Linked DNA regions of Homo sapiens: region 2 is linked to region 1. The links are chromatin contacts, found by Hi-C or POLR2A ChIA-PET in ENCODE. All regions are on one chromosome and are shown on one strand. Each heading gives the region's core, a stretch centred on a gene start or an enhancer-like site at or near the end of the contact. The rest is flanking DNA. Distances are from core to core; before and after follow the strand shown.

Evidence for each region. Hi-C counts contacts between places; a loop is a spot of excess contacts on that map. ChIA-PET counts read pairs that join two places held with the same protein, here RNA polymerase II (POLR2A). Pooled maps may share reads with other maps.
Region 2: a loop to region 1 is called in a map of gastrocnemius medialis, with 3 times the contacts of the local background. The contact joins two enhancer-like sites. A Hi-C loop is called at or near these places in 10 of 168 maps with a recorded cell type or tissue (HepG2, aorta, endothelial cell of umbilical vein and 6 more) and 4 of 50 pooled maps. POLR2A ChIA-PET finds 5 or more read pairs at or near these places in 9 of 52 experiments (A673, B cell, HepG2 and 4 more).

Annotation. Positions count from the first base shown.
Region 1 is chr1:61,140,325-61,143,058 of GRCh38, forward strand. The region is part of intron 2 of NFIA (nuclear factor I A); the gene reads left to right. Among named protein-coding and RNA genes, the nearest start is that of NFIA, 59 kb to the left of the region's middle. RefSeq lists an enhancer at 1,263-1,407 and a cis regulatory region at 1,330-1,340. Within about 2 kb of position 1,392, at least 11 of the 41 ENCODE cell types and tissues checked have a DNase peak (open chromatin) inside an H3K27ac peak, as active enhancers do; they include endothelial cell of umbilical vein and gastrocnemius medialis, where a contact is called at or near this core.
Region 2 is chr1:61,182,251-61,184,984 of GRCh38, forward strand. All of the region lies in intron 2 of NFIA (nuclear factor I A), which reads left to right. Among named protein-coding and RNA genes, the nearest start is that of NFIA-AS1, 70 kb to the right of the region's middle. Within about 2 kb of position 1,386, at least 29 of the 41 ENCODE cell types and tissues checked have a DNase peak (open chromatin) inside an H3K27ac peak, as active enhancers do; they include endothelial cell of umbilical vein and gastrocnemius medialis, where a contact is called at or near this core.

The DNA.
Region 1 (2,734 bases), core at 142-2,641:
TGTTGGTAAATATCTGGCTGTATTTTTTTTTTTTTTGGCGGGCGGGGGCGGGGGGAGGCAATGGGTAGGAGAAAGCTAGTATACAGTGTCCCAATTTACATTATAAAATGCAAATTTTGTACTCCAGAATAAGAAACAACTTAGAGTAGACCTGTATTGTTCCAAAACTAATGAGAAATTATCATGTTTTCTATGTGTAGAAAAGTTTTCTCTTCGCAATGGCTTTACATATTTTCTGTAGGGAAAAATTCTATTTATAAAATAGCCTGGGATATGGAGAACTCAGTGATAAAAGGGGCAAGAACATTTTCAGATTGTTTTACCCTGCTGGAATGTAGCATGGGAAAGCTCCTTCCAAAAGGCTATTACCTCTGGGCATTCTGGCACAGTTGGGGAGTGAATTGGTAAGATAAAAATGGGACGAAAATCCCTATTTTCTGTTAAATACAAACAGGCTCAGAATGGGGCATCCTGCATTTAGGATTAGAAACTTCATTATACAAAAGCAGGGTGGAGAAACCCTAATTTGACAGCTAACCCAAGAGTGTATGGTGACCACAAGATTAACAGGGGCCAGCAGTGTGACATTGCCATTCAAAAAGCTGGTGCTGTAGTTGGGCTGTGGTCTAACCACAGCTGGGTTTTTTTTTTTTTTTTTTTTTTTGCCCAGTTTTGGGCACAGAATGCTAAGAGGAACGCCAACAGAATGGAGACTCGATGCCAATGAATTGGGAAATCATATTATGTGACGGGCAGTTGAAGAAGGCATGTCTGTAAAATTGAAGAAGAGATTTCTTAGAATGACCTCAGTAACAAGCTTAAATATTTAAGTGTCTGGTGAAAGTAGGGGTGGGATAGTCTCTGATGTGCTACAAGATCGAAGAAGGAGTTAAGTCCTTCTCTAGAGCCTCAAACCCCTGCTCAGCATGAAAAAAACAACAGAAACCCAAGTTAACATCTCCTTGCAATATCTGATCTGTTTTTCCAATACATCTGCTCATCTTGTTTCAAAACAAGTAGCTGTCACCATTCTTAACCCTGTCGTCCAAACCAGAAACCGGGCATCATCTTTGACTGGTCCCCTTTACTCAGGGGGAAAAAAAACCATGTCTTTTAAAGTCAGCGCCTATAATACTGGTCTTTGGTTTATCTCCAATAACTCGATTGTTAACAGCCCTTGAAGGGGAGGCAATACTGTTAAACTTGATAATTTCTAAAGAGTTTTGAGCTATTTAGCACGAAGTGATGCCAAGAAAAAGGAATACTAACATTACTCACAGCAGAGGGAAAAATTTTATATCCTTTCTGAAGGCCAAGGTTAAGTTCTGTGTGACTCAGCACATTGACTTTCTATATGACCCTAAATCCCTTCTATTTCCTGATCTACTTGTCTTGACCTGTTTCATTTCCACACCAAAATAGTTTCATTAACACAGCGATCATGCTCAGGAGATAGTGGCTAACTGATGTAATTAACTGACATGTCAAAGGCTATTGGTTTATTGCATATGCAACTGTCTTTCCTGGTGGGAAGATACAGTTTCTGCTGACATAATAGGTATGCAAACATGCCAAATTGCCCAATAATCTGCCCCCGTGATGGTGAGGTGTTTGCGGCCATTCTACTTACAGGAACAGAATGGCGGATCTGTTACTATGTTCTCCTAAAATGCAGCTGGCCAAAGGTGCTAATTGGTAAACAGTTAAAATAGAAAGAAGAGAAGGCAATTCAGTTTTGGGCCTTAGTGAGTTTTTTTTCCTTTTCTTTCCTTAAAAAAAAAAAATTGTGCTTTTGGCATGCTAATGCATGCATTTAGTCTCTGCAAGAAATTTCCATTTAAGAAAGAATTTAAAAACATGAAGTGCTCAATCCATATCTCCTAAACAACTAAAAAGACTGCAATTTCAAATGAGAAATTATGTTGCAAAGAAGAAAAAAGTTGTTTATTATGGCTCAAAATTTTAATCACCCAAGGGCTGTAAAGTTAAAAATAGACAATTCTGCCTTCTGTTTATGGTAAACTTGGCTGAGTCCCGGCAAATTTCAAAGCTGAACATACTGTATGTTATTTTTGCTTAATTTTAGATTCCACATTTTAAAATTATTTCTTACAAGAAGCATATTTCAGGATATAAACTTAGCCTGAAGAACAGTATTCTTGATTTTTGCCCATATTGAAACTCCTTTGAAAATAGTAAACTATGGTTTTGGGATTTTCCTATTCCCAAGAGTCCAAATGGGTACCTTTCTAAGTCTTTTACATTATGAATGAACACAGGATTATGAAATTGTAAAGGTTACTTTCTGCTCTCTAATTCCTTTACTCGTAATTTTAGTTTTCTTAACGGTATAACTTGATGCAAATATATACACAGTAGATACTAACTTTCACTGAAGTGTTTTCGGGAGGGAGGGGCACTTTACAAGATGTGTTGCCTTTAGTTTTTCCGGTAAGGAGACAGGAAGACACAGACACAGGCTCTTAGGGCACATGGAAAGCGCCTGCCCCTGTGCCAAGAACTTAAGAGAGAGCCGGGGATGGACCCTCCTTGCTGTGGCTCCTGAACAGTGCAGCCTCTCTTCTGATGCACTCACCCTGGCGAGGAGAACCGCTTGTGTGGCGACTGCTTGGCCCAAGAGCGAGTAGGATTGTTGACTCAACTCTCTTCGTGTCTCCTCAGAGAGGAGGAACACCTGGCTTCACCTGTTTACATAACTCTTGTTGATTCTTGT
Region 2 (2,734 bases), core at 136-2,635, 42 kb after region 1:
AGCTGGGAACAGAACATTCCTCTGTGATCCCCTTGCACATGATTCACTGGGATCTCTTGGAAGCTGGACTTGATACTATAAGTCCTAGGCTTCTAAGGTCGAACACAGATCAAACTTAGTGGCATGTTTGGTTAAGAGTTAGATTAGACAAAACCAATGAAGTTGTTAAAAGTTTCAGAAACAATTGAAAATGAAATTGATGCATGATTTTAGCTTTGCAACAAATTCAACTTTAGAAATATCCTTAAGCCTAAGATTAATCAAGATTCAGGACCTTGAAGAATTTTCAAAGTTAGAACTGTAATTTGTGTAGGGACGTAAAATCTTTATTTTCAACAAACAGCAAATGTTTCCGTTAAACAAATGTGTATTTTATTTGAAACAGATGAAATCATAACAGTTTGGCTTGCTTTACCTAAGTTATTGTTCCATAATATCAAAAAAATTACTTAAAATAAGTTCTTCTCTTCATATTCCCCGAAGTTTTTGTCCAGTTTTCTGTATAGCTTTTTGGTTCAGCCAAAAAGAGACATTTCATTTGCAGCATTAGGGAAAAGTTTAATTATTGTTTATGAAGATAGAAATGTTATATGAATGACAGTGATTTAAAAATATTATTACTTATGATTGTAGTCAACCTTTTCCCCGAATATTGAAAACCATGAAAAGGCTTTGCCCTGACAGCTACATGCTTAGCATTAACTATACTTGCAAGTTTTCCAAAAAGATTTTTTTCAAGACCTGTTTTCATTTACTTCCTTTATCCTAATTAGAGATCGTAATCTTTTGATGGGCAGCTTCTCTTATTTCTACCTGTTTCAGTACTATAGTACTGGTAAAATGGCACAGTGTATATTTTGGTTCTTGGAGGGAGACTTGGGAGGATCCATTACTTTAAAATATTTTGTTGCAGCCACCTATCAGAGGTTTCTTTTAATTTCTTTTACTGCAGGAATTTCAGAGATGCTTAAATTATAGAATTATGGACTACAGAATTATAGAATACCTAGGGATGGGAATTGGGAGGTTTGTAGGAGGCGTGCACGTCAGAAGGTGGGAGCCATGCAGAAAGGTCACAGGTCTTATCTAGGTAGTTTCAAGGAGCAAATGCTTGTTTTGCAGTAGTGGTGGCAGGGTGGTTTGGCTCATTCAAGCCCCTTGCTCTGGAGGAACACCGATAAACCATCAGGATGTCTTTTCGTCTTGCGTTAACTGTGGCAAGGCTGTGCATTAAAGAACATAACCATCACTAAAAGGGTGGGAACACCCCAGCGACCAGTGGCCAGTGGCCAGGTGCTTTATGGTAACACCACAGACATGCCTGGCCAATCAGATGTGATCTTTTGCTGGCACTTGCTCCTTTGGCCCCCACTGCAGTAAACACTTTCCCTTGGATGTTGGTTTTCTGTTGTGTCTGGCAGCCACACAGGGCTGCTTGAACTTTAGCCAGAGGCAAATATTTATACATCAGAGTGTGCAGTGTTCAACTGGTCAGGCCTGAGAGGGAGAGGGAGAGACCTCCGTGCCTTTTAGCCAAAGAGGATATGTCCTTTTTTTCCCCTTCCCTTTCCACCGTGACATGGTAAAGTGGGACCATACTGGATGTCATTTGAGCTTGCTGCATGTGCTTCTCTCCAAAACGTACACGTGCGCAAACTTGGGATGTGCTTTCAAAAGAGAGGACGTCCTGACATTTCTGCCTGCTCCTTTAATTCCTCTTGGAAAGTTTACGGTTAATATTTTCCCTGGAACATTGTCAAGCTTTTGACAGTGCCTGAGTGTATGCCGAACTGTGAAATTGAGCCGGAGAAGCAAGTTGTGAGAAATCTGTTTCTACTCAGATCCGTAAGGTTTATGGGGGGGGGAAAAAAAACCAAAAAAAAAAAAAAAAACCCAAAAAAACAAAACAAAACAAAAAACAAAAAACTTCAGAGGGGAAACTGAGAATGGGACTCGGCTTGCTTCTCCTGGTGTGGGTTCAGGCCGCCATTTTAAGGAGCCAGTGAAGGGCGACGTTCCGCTCCTTACATGGCGGCTGTATTTACTCGGCCGCAGCCAATCAGCCGGCAGTGCCAAGCCACGTGACATGCCACGAGGGCACGCACAGCCATTTCCTTGTTTCTAAAAAACTTGCTACCTCCACAGAGTACTTTACCTTGTTTTGCATGCCAAATGTTCTTGCTGAATGTGTCTAGCAGACTGGCATTTGTCCATAAAGTTATTTTAGTAGGTAAAAAGTCTCTGAGCACTTGAGCTTTGTGCATTCTTTATGTAAAATGGATTTCCCTTCTTGGCCAGAGGCCAAGGGTACAGCACACTCGCTGGGTGAGAAGAGAGCTTCTCTGCTGAGAAACTGGTGGACCGACACACTCTAATTTTTTGGCTTCTGACCAAACAAGCTAGAAGGATGCCAAAATTCAACAAAATAACACATTATTGTGTGATAGGAGCCGTGCTCCAAGAGAGCAGGAACTCAGAGGAACTTCATACTGGCCCCTTTTAAAAAAGCATTGTCACTTTGGGGAGCTTTCTTAGAGAAACGAGAGGAAAATGGTAAAATGCAACCTGGAGAGTAAGGTATAATTTGCACATGAACACGAAGGAAGGAACTGAAAGAAAACAGAGGAGTTTAAAGTTACTTCTATGAACTTTTCCCAGACATAACACACAGTTCTCTGACTTGACTTACATTCTTTTAACCCTGAAAGTTCCATCTCTGTGTCTGAGCAGAATG